2 separate regions of the Homo sapiens genome follow, and region 2 is linked to region 1. Evidence: chromatin loops called from intact Hi-C (ENCODE). Cell type or tissue: endothelial cell of umbilical vein. All regions are shown on one strand.

What was found. Peaks named below come from ENCODE experiments on the same cell type or tissue, not always from the same donor. Only the 100,000 strongest peaks of a DNase experiment are listed, where the experiment ranks them.
Region 2: it touches region 1 in a loop (5-fold over the local background); 1 of 110 quality-filtered maps calls a loop at or near these places.

What each region holds. Positions count from the first base shown.
Region 1 is chr17:69,668,376-69,676,375 of GRCh38, reverse strand. All of the region lies in intron 3 of LINC01483 (long intergenic non-protein coding RNA 1483), which reads right to left. Among named protein-coding and RNA genes, the nearest start is that of LINC01483, 78 kb to the right of the region's middle. In endothelial cell of umbilical vein, no CTCF peak of the experiment used is centred here; a DNase peak (open chromatin) is centred at 3,255; H3K27ac peaks cover 1,529 bases.
Region 2 is chr17:69,824,608-69,832,607 of GRCh38, reverse strand. All of the region lies in intron 3 of LINC01483 (long intergenic non-protein coding RNA 1483), which reads right to left. Among named protein-coding and RNA genes, the nearest start is that of LINC01497, 130 kb to the left of the region's middle. In endothelial cell of umbilical vein, no CTCF peak of the experiment used is centred here; a DNase peak (open chromatin) is centred at 4,347; H3K27ac peaks cover 1,555 bases.

The sequences.
Region 1 (8,000 bases):
ACTACTGCTAATTATTTTTAAGTGAGATAATGGCACTGTGGTTTTATATTTTTGAGACCTTGTCTTTTAGAGATGCAAGCAGAAATATTACGGATGACATAATATGATGTCTAGGATTGCTTTCAAAATAACATGGGAGGAGGGTATCAGTGCAGAGATAAAATGAATTTGGCCATGAATTGTTAGTTGTTGAAGCCGGGGGTTGAGTACTAGCCAGATCACAATAGTGGTCTGTTTTCTTTTGTATGTTTGGAATGTTCTATGATTAATATTTAAGCAAGGAAAAAGATCTTGAATGTGAAGTATTTAGACAGTACCTGTCACATAAGAAACAATTACTTAGGGCCGGGCGCAGTGGCTCACGCCTGTAATCCCAGCACTTTGGGAGGCCAAGGTGGGCGGATCACCAGGTCAGGAGATCGAGACCACCCTGGCTAACACGGTGAAACCCCATCTCTACTAAAAAAAAAAAAAAAAAAAAAAAAAAAAAATTAGCTGGGCATGGTGGTAGGCGCCTGTAGTCCCAGCTACTTGGGAGGCTGAGGCAGGAGAATGGCATGAACCCGGGAGGCGGAGCTTGCAGTGAGCTGAGATTGCGCCACTGCACTCCAGCCTGGGCGACAGAGCGAGACTCCATCTCAAAAAAAAAAAAAAGGGAATATTCATTTAGTTATTGGTAATTAACTATTAATATTATTTTATTACTTTATAGATGAGAGTTCATAAGGTTAGTTTTCCCAAAGATATTTATTTTAAGTAAGGTATATACATGTGTATAAAACATACAGCAATTCAGTAAGTAATACATATATATGTATACCACAATAAAGCATTATTATCAGTATCACCTCATGTTCCATATCATTGGGCTCTTCAGAGGTATGGGTTATTGAGTTCAAGACTAGCAACCCACTTCACAAAATGGCTTTTGTAAAAAGATATTTTAGAATTCATTTATTGAAACATCATAAATTTTAACAAACACTATAATGAAATGTAATTGACCAATTTTATTATCTCTTTATAAGGAGATAATTACTCTTTATAAACAGTAATTTACTGTAATTTTACTGTAGTAAATTATTTTGTAAAAAGTAATAAATCATGAGAAATTGACATGTTTTGTTGTTCAGTTGCATAACCACTTTCTCTATTTGTCTCACTCCAACTGAAAATAAACAAGGTCTACCCCATGCAAAGCCCTGATGTATTGTTGCTTGCTTATATGCCCAACTTCCCCTTTCTGTACCTGTTTTCCCATTGTCCTGCCTGATAATCTTTCTTACAAACTCAGTCATCCAACACCCTCCTGCAATCTTCAGTCCCTATGCTATCAAAAGAGATCTAAGTGGTTTTCACTGGTCAAATTGGATATACTTTGATTCACACTAAATCATACCAAAAATCCTGCTTTAATCTGGTATTTACATTTTAAAGATTTTGTTTCTTTGTTTTATAGAAGAATACACTAAAGCACTTCTCTACTTTTATTAAGGGGAGATTTGGTGATCAGAAAAGATCTATTCAGGCCTGGCACCCTCTGTCCCAGGTGGTGGAGACAAAGCTCATCTCTAAGTCAACATAGGTAATAAAAATAATTTCAGGAAGGTGGCAATGGAGATGACATTCTAGGCAAAGCGAAAGGCAGACATAAGCACACAGCTGCAGGTGATATGCAAGTGCATAACTTGTTTGGGGAGAACGTTGTAAAGGATTTGGTGGTTGGGGGATTTATGCTTTAAGCTATAGGTCAGCAAACTGGAGCCAGAGGCCCAAATCCAGCCTGCCACCTGTTTGGGAACCATAAGCTAAGAATGGTTTTTACAGTCTTTAATGGTTGGAAAAAACATAAGAATAGTATCTAGTAAGATGTGAGAATTATATGAAATCCAAATTTCAGTGTCTATAAATAAATTTTCTTTGAGCACAGTTTACCTGTATTCTATGGCTGTTTTGTGCATGACAGCAGAGCTGAGTAATTGAAATAGAGACGACGTGGCCCGCAAGCCCTAAAATATTTTCTATCTTGCCCTTTACAGAAAAAGTTTGATGATCCCTGCTTTAATTAAGAGGGAACCAACAGAGGATTATAATGCAGAAAACCATGATCATGTTTATGTTTTAGGATAGGTAAAATAATATAAAGAGTTGAAATTCTGAATGCGTATATTACCAAATTGGCCTTTAGAAAGTTATACCAATTTGGGCTAGGTGTGGTGGCTCATGCCTGTAATCCCAGCACTTTGGAAGGCTGAGAGGGTCGGATCACCTGAGGTCAGGAGTTCAAGACCAGCCTGACCAACATGGTGAAACCCCATTTCTACTAAAAATACAAAAATTAACTGGGTGTGGTGGCATGTGCCTGTAATCCTAGCTATTCCTGAGGCTGAGGTAGGAGAATCGCTTGAGCCTGGGAGGCGGGGGTTGCAGTGAGCTGTGATCACACCACTGCACTCCAGTCTGGGTGACAGAGCAAGACTCTGTCTCAAGAAAAAAAAAGAAAGAAGGAAGGAAGGAAGGAAGGAAAGAAAGAAAAAGGAAGGAAGGAAGGAAAGAAAGAAAGAAAACAAAAAGAAAGTTACACCAATTTCCAAGGCAACAAGAAGTTTAGAAGAATGCCTGCTTCATTAATTGGGCACTTGATTTCAATGGGTATCATTATTGAATATATTCTTCCTGTTTACGCTATTTACTTTAATGGGCCCAAAAATAATGCTGTCATATTACTTTCATTAGAATTACTTGCTTGTCAGAGTGAACATTTTTTCAAATGTTTAATAGTAATTCCACATTTCCTGCATGTCTGTACTCTATTTCCAACAAACTTTTAAATTGATGTGTAAGAACTCTCTATGTGATGTTTAACCTTCAGCCTCAAGTCTGAGCAAATAGGTCAACCAATGTCTCCTGGAAGGGAAGGTCTCAGTAGGATGTCCTAGTGTGATGTCCCCTTGTGGGATATCAATTTGGTGAGCTCATGCTCTCAATAACACTGATACAAAATTGCCATCTGGAGAGTTAGACTAAAAGAAATAATGCACATATTCATCTCTTTGACTTATTTTCCTTTGATTTTGTATATTAAGAGACTAGTTTGTTCTTGTTTCTGGTTTTGCTGTTTGTTCATTTGCCTGTTTGTTTTTCCTTTGAACACAAAATTTGTTTCAAAAAATTCCAAGGCAATAGAATCAGCACCTTCTTAATGTATCTTATCTGCCACTAACCATCTGTCTGGGCCAACTTGGATGCCTTGAACAAGCTCAATGGCTTACTCATCAGGAACACATTTTCCTGCTAGGACACTGATAAGCCATCAGCAGTACAACTGATCTTAACTTCCCCAGACTAATTCCAAGGAAATTTACCCACATTGACTACTTGCAGAAAGCCATTTAACTACTCAAAGACAGTGAAATTGGCATAGAAACACTTTGCAGGAAATAAACGTAAACCTAAAAAACCATCCAGTCACAGTTAAAGACTTGGCTCTGTATAACTCCAAACCTGAAGTTCCTATTTTCCGACCTCTGGGTTTTCTTTTCTGCCAAAGGACTAAGAAGAATAAGTGATAGAACGAGAGACAGAGACAGAGAGAGAGAGAGGTATTTTCTTTCAATAATTATCAATAAAAATCATGAATAGAGTTATGAAAATTGTATGTTTACTAAAGAAACTGCAATGTGACATCTCACTTCAGACTCCTAATCTTCAGTCCCTTTATTCCAAATATTCAAATTTCATTAGAAAATAACAATTCCAAAATCTAAAATTCTTTAATTAACATGTACTTAAAATTACTAAATAATAGGAAATTTGAAGATAGACTTTGCTGCATTAAATTTTCTCAGCTTTTGTACTCTGTCATGTTGCATAATTTGAATTTTAAACTTTCTATGGAAAAGCTAATAATCTATTGAGATAAAAACTCATCTAAGTTTTGCAGCCAAGGACATTGAGGTAAGCACATTCTATTCTGTAGAAGAGAAATAAAACTTTACAATATTCACTAGAAGGAATACAGTGAAAAACTAGCTGCATGAAACTAATTCCCCCAACCCAGAAAGAAGTATGGACAGTTGAGGCTTAATTGCGGCAGTCATGAAGAAAAAAGGTCAAGTCAAATTTACAATGGTAACAATTTTTAAGGGAACTCTGAAAGTTCATTGATTGTATTAGAAGAGTATTGCTTATGTGGCCCTCATTGTCCAGGGTGGAAATCAAAAGCTCAGTTTACTAGGGGTCTCCACGTTGACACCATGTAGGCTCTCTTCTCTACCCATTCCCACCCTGTAACTATACACAAGTGTTTCTAGGCTTCCAACGTAGCCAGGTTTCATGGTGCGATGAAAGTATCATTCCAAATTCACAGTTATTCAGGAATAGTGAGAAGCCCCAAATCTCCCGGTTCATTGCCCCAGACAAAAGCATTGGCTTCCTCCTCGGTCCCAGGAAACTATACTGCTTGGGCAATTGGAGGGTGTAGATATACTGCATTTGGATCTCAATCATTGTGCTCAGTGGTTGCTCTCCCCATTCAGAGTTCCCAGGGCACTCAGTGGTGGCGTGACCCAACATCACTTTCTCAGACCATCTGTAGAGGCAGCACCTGCTAATTCCCTGCTGAGATTTCTATTGGCAAGGCTTGCTCAAAGCACTTGTTCAAAGCTCTGGGAAATTGCATAATATTGTGTTAACTTTCTGACTGCACTTTCTGCTCCTGTCTGTGGTTCTTTAAGGTAAGGTACATTTTCATTCATCTTCTGTTGAGTGAAAGTCATACAAAATTCGAATTTCCTTACGCATTCATTCAACTTCTGTTGAGTGAAATTCATACAGAATTTGAGTTTCCTTAATGGCCCTCACAGACAGCAGCAATATATAGTTTATCAGTCACCTCTCCTGGGATAGAATGCTGTATTATAGTCCCTTGCTGTTGGAAGGGTAGTCTGAGGACCAGTAGCATTGGCATCACCTGGGGGTTGAATAGAAATGCAGAATCTCGTCCCCCACCTCAGCCCCATTAAATCAGAATCTGTATTTTATCAAGAACTCAATGTGATTCATATGCACCTTAATGTTTAAGAAGCATGGCATGCTGGTGGGGCTGTGGAGAAATAAGAACACTTTTACACTCTTGTTGGGAATGTAAATTAGTTCAACCATTGTGGAAGACAGTGTGGCGATTCCTGAAAGACCTAGAACCAGAAATACCATTTGACCCAGCAATCCCATTACTGGGTATATACCCCAAAAAATGTAAATCATTCTATTATAAAGATACATGCACAGCTATGTTCACTGCAGCACTATTCACAACAGCAAAGACATGGAATCAATCCAAATGCCCATCAATGATAAACTAGATAAAGAAAATGTGGTATGTATATGCCATGGAATACTATGCAGTCATAAAAAGGAACAAGATCATGTCCTTTGCAGGAACATGGATGGAGCTGGAAGCCGTTATCCTCAGCAAACTAACAGAAACAGAAAACCAAACACCACATGTTCTCATTTATAAGAGGGAGCTGAACAATGAGAACATGTGGACACAGGGAGGGGAACAACACATACTGGGGCCTGTTGCGGGGAGGTAGGAGGAGGGAGAGCATCAGGAAAAATAGCTAATGCACGCTGGGCTTAATACCTAGGTGATGGGTTGATAGGTACAACAAACCACCATGACACACATTTACCTATATAACAAACCTGCACATCCTGCACATGTACCCCAGAAATTAAAATAAAATAAAATGAAGTGTGGCAAAAAGAAATGTTTACTTCAGTGCATCCCACTTACATATGAAACAAAGGAGCATACATCCAAAACTCCTTTTGGAAATAGCCCTTACTTTTATCCAGTAAATTTCCAAGGGAAATGCACAAAAAACATTCTAATATGTGTGGGTTATACCTAAGTGAAGAATCCCTTGAGGTTAATCAATGGTTTTCTGTGCAAAAATGGAAATCAATGGCATTTGATATGAGCTGATTTAACTTGCAAATGATACGGCATATTTATGCAAATAATGGCAAGTAGGCCCCTAGTCGTCTCTACCAAAACCCACACTTTATGTCACACCTGATTTTTGTCTCATACTCATGGAACTGTTCATGATGACACTTTCATGAAACTGTTCCTAGTGAGAGGAAGAAAACCTGAAAATAATTTTTAATATTATTTGTGAGTTACCTATAATAGTTCTTCAATAAATGCCAGAAATTTTCCAAATTTGCCTCTTACCTCAATATTCCTCACTGGTATTAACTATGATAAGAATAACTCAACATATAAATCACCCGGTTTCATCTCCACTCAGCATCTTTAGTAAAAGGGCCTAAAAGGCTGAATGTTTAACAAGCACCAGCATGATTCTTAGCAACAAGGAATTCTGAAAAACTTGGCAAGTTGTTCCACACTCGAGAGGGTATCAGATTCACCAGTATGCACTCTGTTAAAAAGATCAGGTTTCTGGATCCCAGCCTGAGGTCCTGATTCAGTAGGTTGATGGAGGAGCACAGGATCTGCATTTTAAACAAATAGCCGAGGTGATGCTCAACGAACTATTCCAAAAACCACCCCCTGAAGGGCATTGCATAGGGGTATTACCCTACTGCAAATTTGTCCCCATCCTGTTGTCTGGGACCAAAGCCACTCTCAAGTCATAGTCTACTGGATCATATTTCCCATGGTTATGGTTCAGACCTTTACAGCCCAATTTAACACAAAATGTGTTCTTGCCTCAATGACGTTACTAACTAGTTCCCTGTAATTTTCCTATCAACAACTAAACTCCCTACCAGTCCGTTAGATCCTTAGTAGTTAAGGTTCCCGTCCTCAAAGCCCAAATTACCCCTGATAAGGTCATGGAAAAATTCTTCCGGCTCTGTCCAATGCCAGCTTCTTGAGCAGAACTTTGCTGTCTACCTGCTGCCTGCAATTGGGGATCCTTGTTCATTGTTGTGATCTTTTCTTTGCTTAATTGATCAGAGGTTTTCATATTTATTTTTAGCCACAAAACTTTTCCAAGAAAAATCTTACATGGAACTCCAGTAAATTATCAACCAAGCAAAACTGCTCTGAGATCGTGGGAGAAAGGAAAGTGCAGGCAGAATCTAAGTAGGCATTCTTCCCCCTCCCCAGTGCACACATGCATGCACACAGTCACATCCTCATTCACCCATTTACACACACACAACTATTTGCTCACATTTATGCACACTTGCATTTGCACACTCCTGTTCACACTTACACATACACAATCACATGTACATCCTCATTTATACAAATACACTCATATGCACACACCTTATTTGCTCACATTTACACGCACACATACACACACGACCCTGAGGCAGTTCTGCAGAACCTTGTGGATCTATGGAACACAGTCTGAAAATCTCTACTCTGGGTCACGGATTCAATTTTTTCGCCATTGTCTTATTGGACTGCCTTCCCAGACTTGAATTCCTGACTTTAAATCTACCTTCAAAAGATAAAATGTCTCTTCTTGAAAAACAACTAATGAAATTAGCTCCCGTGTTTACACTTCCAGTTCCATCTTACTCTATGGATTGGGTAAAAGTTCCCATCCAAACAATTCCTATTCAGGCCTACTCAACCATTTATCAAGCTTGGGCTGTTATATGCTCATAAATATTTTCTGGAAAAATAAATTAACAAATTAAAGTTAGAAATCATCATGTGCAACTGAAATACCTAAGTATTTAATGCTTTGGTACTATTATAAATTTTATTTTTTAAATTTAAATTTATATTTTTTCAATGCTAATATATTGAAATATGTTGATTTTTGCACATTGACTTTGTATCCTGCAATCTTGCCAGGCTCATTATGACTTTTAGTACCCTTTTGAAGATTCTTTAGACTTCTCTACACAGGCAATCATGTTGTCTGCAAATATAAACATGGCTAGTTCTTCCTTTCCAAGCTACATGCTTTTTATTTATTTTGCTTACATAATTGCACTGGCAAGGA
Region 2 (8,000 bases), 160 kb before region 1:
ATATCTTTGTACATCCTGCTCCTCTTCTCCAAAAGATTGCTCATTTCCCACACTCTATTAGCCTCGTTCACACACATACTCTACTTCAGCACTTCTCATGTTTACGGTACTTTGTTCATACATCTGTCTCCCCGTCTCCAATTTGTTAGCTCATTGATGATAGAAAACAAATAAAATTTTATTTCTCTTTACCTAGGGCCAGGTGCATAGTGGTCATTCAATAAGAAAACAAGTTACTATAATGGTTAAGAAATCAGGCTCTGGGATCAGACTAGACATGTAAAACTCCAGGCTTTGCCCTTTCTAGTGGTATGAACTGGACCATTTAAAAAATTTCACTAAGCCTGTTTCCTCATCTATAAAATGGGGCAAGTTATAGAGTCTACCTTATAGAGTTGTTGGGAAAATACAATGAGAAAAAATAAAGCAGTTAGGAAATGCACAATGACTCTTAGATATTAATACATTCATGGAATTAAATGTAATTTCATAACCTCTGCCAAATCACCTATACTCTAGGATGCTATATCCTCAATAAAAAATAATAATATGAAGGGTATAAAAAACTTTTATTCTTATGCCATTATAAAAAAATTAAAATGTTATTAGCTAGAAGACAGGACCAGCTACTAAGTAGTTAATACATGTTTAAAATGCTTTCAGCCGGGCGCAGTGGCTCATGCCTGTAATCCCAGCACTTTGGGAGCCTGAGGCAGGGCAGATTCCTTGAGCCCAGGAGTTTGAGACTAGCCTGGGCAACATGGTGAAACCTCGTCTTTACAAAAGATGCAAAAAAATAGCCAGGCATGGTGGCGCACACCTGTAATCCCAACTACACAAGAGGCTGAGATGGGAGAATCTCTTGAGCCTGGGAAGTCAAGGCAGCAGTGAGCGAAGATCGTGCCACTGCACTCCAGCCTAGGCAACAACTCTGTCTCTCTCTCTCTCTCTCACACACACACACACACACACACACACACACTCTCTCTCTCTCTCTCTCTCTCTCTCTCTATATATATATATATATATATATATACATATGCGGTCTGTTTTAAATATTTTAATTAAGACAAATTATTTCCTTCACTTCAAATTTGCCTTAAAAAAGAAAGAAGAATATATTAAAATAAACCAATATAACAAAGGAAGTCCATTTTAAAGCTGTATGTTACATTTCTGTTTTCACCATGAAGGAATAACTGGCACCAGATTGATCTTCCCATCACAGAAAACTAGAATGTAGAAAAAATGTATTTGTAAAATGGCTTTCAAACATTTGGCAGCTGGCTGGGAAGGACTGTGGTCTTCAAGAAAAGAGAAACAAATGAAATGATTTCTCTGATCATCCTGGCTTTCTATCTTGCTATCTTGAAGGCTTTACTGAAAACCAGCACATAGCTCAGATACCCAGAAAGGGCATGACATTCTCCATAAGCTGGAGAGAAATGATGAGAGGGAAGGGAGGGAAAAGGAGAGGGAGGGAGGGAGAGAGGCAGGCAGGGAGGGAGGGAGAGAGGGAGAGAGAGAAAGAGAGAGAGAGAGAGAGTGAGAGAGAGAGAGAGAGAGAGAGAGAGAGAGAGAGAGATCGATCTCGGAACTCAGGAAAGCAAAAGCAGCTAGAATTTGTGGAGCTATGTACCTGAGAAAACTAGGAAAATACCTCCAGAAATCTTCATAAGAGTCTTCTTAAGCCTTTGGCTGAACTCTAACCTGCACGTGCATAGGGTGAGACTCTGAGATTGGATAAAAAACAAGCAGTTGGAAAAGAACAATTATTTCTGGAGCTTAACAAGTAGGAGTTATATCTGTTCTAACCAATCAGTGTAAAGGAAACTTGTTGATCACTAGGGCATTCAGTGGACATTCATGAAAGACTATGTTTCAGAGGAGGACTAAATTAAGCCTATACCCAACTCTACATAAAGTAATAATATAAAGCATGTGGAATAGTATTAAAAAATTCAAGGACCAAATATACAGAAAAATCTGCAGACTTAGAATAAGCAAAGATTTCTTAGCTAGGGCATAAAATGAATGAACAATGAAAGGAAAACAATATGTATCAATTAGACTTCATCAAAATGTAGAATTTCTGCTCTTGAAAAGACACTGTGAAGAAAATAAATGGCAATTTAGAGACTAGAATAATTTTCAATATATCAACAGAGAGGTGGAATACAGAGACTAGATAATCTTTAGAAGATTTGTATCCAGAATGCATATATTTATATATACATAGTCAAATATTACAAATGGCTCATTAAAAAATAGGTCAAAGATTTGAACAGATATTTCACAAAACAAGATAAAGGAATAGCCAATAAGCATATGTTCAATATCATTAGCTATCAGGAAAACACAAACCAACAGTGACACTTCACACATATATAATGGCTAAACTGAGAGTCCTGAGTGTTGGCAAGGGTATGGAGCCATCCAAACTCTACTATATTGCTAGTGGAAAAATGATAAAATCACTTTGGAAAGCAGTTTGACAAGTTCCTGTAAAGATGTACATCTATACATTTACCATGTGACTTGGTAATTTTAATCCTAGAGAAATAGAAACCTATGTCTACACAAAGAATTGTAATTCAATGTTTATAGCAGATTTAAACATAATAGTCAAAAGTCTGCAAACAGTCAAAATGTCCCACCTCAAGGGAATAGATGGCAAATTGTGGATATTCATGACATGGAATACTAGTCAGCAGGAAAAAAGGAACAAGCTACTGTTTTGTGCATGTATCTTGTACAGGAATGAATCTCAGAAATATGCTGAGCAAAAGAAGACAGAAGCAAAAGAGTACATACTATATGATTCTATTATATAACCTTAGAATAGGCAAAACTAATCTAAAGTTATGTAAATTAAACCTGATTGCTAAAGGTGGGAGACTGCAAACAGTCATAAAGAAACTATTTGCAGTGACAAAAATATTCTGTACCTTGATTTAGAAGGTGGTTATACAGATGTATACATTTGTCAAGTTGAACTAAACATTTAAAAGAGACACATGATTATGTGCAATATTGTAAGTTGTATTTGATTATCTATAAGCTATAGTTCAATAACATTAACATTTAAGTTTTCATGAAGAAAATCCTCTTGTGTGAATAAAGAAATAATCCTCTTGTATGAATAAAGGAAAAAATAATAAATAAGATTTTCTTAAATTTATCTTTTTTCTTTTTCTACAAAAAAGGCATTATATCATAGCTATTTAATACAAAGCTTTAGGAATGGAAAAGACCTGTGGTCAAAATCCTAGCATTGTACTTTACTAGATACAGACTTTTGGCCAAGTTACTTTACCTCCCTATACCTCTGCTTTCTCATCTGTAAAATGTGAATAATATTACCTCCTGGGAGAATTATTGTACAACTTCATTGAGACAATGCCTCCAAAGCATTTAGCACAATGCTTGCATATAAGTACTCATTACCTATAGCCATTATTATTTTAAATGCCATTATTAGTTATTTCATCATAGCATGATTTCAGGAGGAACTTATAAGTAAGCATATACGTCAAGTCTATTTATCAAGCCAAAGTAAATAATAAATAATGACTTGATCTTATAATGATATCAATAACTAAAGGCTTAAGCAACAGCTCGAACTTTTAATATCACTTGTTTGCCCCCACTGAAATTACAATCAATGAAAGAAGAATATGGATTTTGATTTCTGAACAAACAAGAATTACTCAGCAGCTCAGTATAACAAAACATAGAACTTCATCTCCAGCAGAGGATGTCCCTGTTGCTAACTAGAATTTTCACACCTTAATAGCTGCAGTGTCTAAAGCTCTTTTTTAGATCATTGTATTAATGTTGCTGGCTTAGATGTCAATTCAATACATGGCATGGAAAAACATTGTCCAACGCAGCGTTTCTTACCCATGGGAGTCTATAAAGCCCAGGGCTTTTCAGGAGTTCTGCTACTTACCTGAAACTGTAGGCAAAGCTGGGCAAATGTATTTATGAATGTATTTTGAGGATGTGGTTATAAGTCAGACATTTAAAAGAGTCTATGAACCAAGCAAAGATAACTTAAAGCATACTTGAGAGACAAACACATTAGTAGCCCTGAAGGTTCCCCAGAAAATATCCAGGAAAACGTCTGAACACCACTATTGTTTTCCTATTTTTAAAAATGGAATTTCATTTGCTATAGTAAAGTGTCTTGGAAATTCCCTTGATGTTGATGATACTAGATTAGTCCATGTGACTGAGTGATCATACGAAGGGTAGCCCCAGATTAAAAGCATTGCATAGAACAAGCTGATCGGAAAGGAATTCTATTTTTAGCCTCCAGCTTTGTCATATGTCTAATTTTCCCTGTGGTTACAGTGGCCCGTTGCCAGTGTCCTCTGAGGATGACTGGGCTGAGGAAAATAGGGATTCGCTTCCTACTGCTGACCACCAACAAAGGCAGGATATATTGGAAATCCTGGCATGAGATGCTATTCTTTATTATGAATATTATTACGTTATTTCATTATTTTTTAGGTGCTGAAGGGCACAGTCTATTTTTGAAACACAGAGGAAGAAAAACAGAAATCTCATATGCTACAAATTTGTAGACTTCAGAACCCAAACAGGACTAACATGCTTTCTCCTTCGCCTTGGAGGTGGAGGGGGTGCTTTGAAGGTTGTCCTGGCATGTTCTAGGCTCTGGACTCCTAGAAAGTTTAGTGACATAATGGGCACCTGTACCTTCATAGGGTTTATCTACCACCCTGTGAAAGTTGTCAGAAGGAGTCACTAATGTTAAGAAAATCCTGACAGATAGGGCCAGTGAAGGCCATGAAGAGAGGATTCTCACACTTGTATGCTTGATAACAACAACAACAAAAATGAGACAATCCACAACCTTCACAAAGACCACAATAACTTTACACAAAATATACTTCTGCCAGGACATCTGCCCAGCAACTGCCTCCCTAACCTCGACTGTCGTCACTCTTGTTATTGATCTTTGTTACAAAGGATAATTATTTCAAAACAATTAAGTAATACTCCTGAGTTTTTCCCTTTAAAAACCTTTGTCTTCCTTTACCTCCCTGAATATGCACATATTTACTATGGCATGCATATATTCCCATCGCAATATTTTATTCCCAAATAAGTGTTTTCTTTTAGAAAGCCTCTGTTTGTTTTTTAGGTTGGCAATCCTTTCAAGTGCATATATCTTACCAAGACTTCCAATAGATTTTCCATTTCCTGTTCATCCATTCCAATAATAACAGTATCACCCATATAGCTGACCAGTGTAATGTGCTGCAAAATACCAAGGTGACCCATATCCCTTCAGACTTTATTCTGATTATGGGAGGAAAATTAGTTTGGCCTTGGGACAAGACTATAAATATATACTGTTTTCTATCCCATGCAAATTTGATTCTGTACTGTTTCTGGTTGTCCTTCCTAAGAGTGATGGAAAAAAAAATGTATTAATTAAGTCAGTGGTCACATGCTATGTACCAGAAGCCATATCAATCTGCTCTAGCAAAGATACAGTATCTACCACCACTGCTGCCATCAAGAGGCTTCTAGTTGATGGAGTCTGTGATATCCTACTGTCGTTCAACAGAGTCTGTGCAGCATTGTAGCAGGCCCGAGAATGGTGGGTTAAACAGAGACATGATGGGGATCATCATTCTTGCAGCTTTTAGCTCTTTAAAGTTGGCATCAATTCTGTCATTCCCCCTGGAATTCAGCAGCATTATTTTTCATTTACCTCGAGTAACATTTACTGCTTTTGGTAGACAGATCTGAGTTTTTATACACACATAAATTTTTGTAACTATACTGTATGTAGGATACAGGATAATTCCAACACACCGAAGAATTCTCTTGTGCCGTCTCTTTCATTCCAATCCCCCACAACATGCACACATAGACACATAGACACATATCTAACCTCTAACCTCTGGCAATCACTGAGCTATTCTCTCTCTTGCCTTTTCCAGAATGCCATGTAAATGTAATCATACACAAGTAATTTTTTGAAACTGGATTTTTTCACTTAATAAAATGCATTTAAAATTAACCCAAATTGCATATAACAATGATTCATTCCTTTTTCATTGCTGAGTAGTATTCTATTGTGCAGATGCACCATAGTTTATCCGTTCATCTACTGAAGGACATTTAGATTGTTTCCAGTTTGGTAAAATTATACATTTTAGAGCTGTTTTAAACATTTATGTACTGATTTTTATGTGAATCTATTTTAAAATTTTCCTGGGTTAATGTATTTATCATCTATTGCTATGTAACAGATTATGCCAAAACTCAACAGCTTAAAACAATATGAATTTATTTCTCTTTATTTCTTTGATCAGGAGTCTGGGCATGGGATGGCTGTGTCTTCTACTTCAAATCTCTCACAGGATGCAATCAAGTTTTATCAACTGGCCTAGGGAAGGATTCAATTCTTAGGTCTTCCATGGTGGTTAGTAAGACTGTTCCATGTGGCTTTTGGATGGTCTGAACTCATTCAACATTGTCAGTGGGTAGGTTTTCTGACCTTCAGTTGCATATCCAATTGGCATGTCCACTTCTCTGAGCCTTTTGAACCCTTCCTCTACCATTTTCCATGGCAATCCTGGCATTGCTACTTCACTTAGTAGTGGCTATCACCTTTTACTTGTTTTCTTTTCTTTCTTTCTTTTTTTTGAAATGGAGTCTCACTCTATCACCCAAGCTTGAGTGCAATGGCGCCATCTCAGCTCACTGTAACCTCTGCCTCCCAGGTTCAAGTGATTCTCATGCCTCAGACTCCCCAGTAGCTGGGATTATAGGTGTGCACCACCACACGAGCTATTTTTTTGTGTGTGTATGTATTTTTAGTAGAGACAGGGTTTCACTGTGTTGGCTAGGCTGGCCTCAAACTCCTGACCTCAAGTGATCTGCCAGCCTCAGCCTCCTAAAGTGCTGGGATTACAGGCGTTAACCTGTAAAAGGAGGCCCGGCTTCCTTTTACTTGTTTCCAAAAGTCATTCTAGCAGCATATTAGTACCATCTCCCAAGGTTGCTACCAAGGTATAAAATCCTACACTACAGGAGGGATATCCTGTATCAACACACTCTACTTCATCCAACTTTACATATTATCCCCCTTGATCCACTACCCTCAAGATCCAGACCCAGATATACTACCCTGGCTAGGTCCTGCAACTCCTTCTGTCCATAGTCAGTGTCTTCCTTAACTAATTTATCACTTCCTCAGCTGGGCCAATGCCACATTGCATTTCAAATCTATTAGTCTATTGGCTAGCAGAAGAGGTGAGAGTATCATCTGAGATTAATCAAATGCAGATAAACCTCATCAGTAAAAAGTGGGCTACTTCTGCAGGGCCAGAATGTCCAAAGAGATTCAAGACACTCATGTGCATCAGCCCAGGTATAACCAACCCAACTTTCAGGGTCTCACTCTTTCCCAATAAAGGCCCTGACGATGGCATAATAGATCTGTTGGGATTAAGAACTTGACTTTCTCTGGAGCTTAGCTACTCTTGAAATTAAGTTCTATGTTATAATCACCTTTTTCTGTCCACTAGCTAGAGATGTGAAACTTTATATGTTGCTATGGAGACTGGCTTTCAAGCTTTACCTTATATTGATTATTCATCACAGGCTTTTTGTTATTTTCTAATAAATTGATAACCATCATAAATAAACATCCAATTCCACAGTATTTATAATTAATACCCTCCTCCAACTTCTAAAATGGATAAAACAGTGTTTCTCTAAGGACATTTTCTTTCACTGATTTCCCATCACAGTCAGCTTCCTGGGTCCACTTTCAGTGCAACTTCTAATACCAACTGTCATAGGTCAGGTTCACTAGGAAATAAACATTGAGATTCTGAGTTTTATGTGTAGCAAGTTCATTGGAGAATAAGGAAAGCAGGATTTGGGATAGAGAAGTGTTTAACTGTGAGGCAATGCAAGAGATGCCTCAACCAATCCAGTCGGGGGTTTTAGAA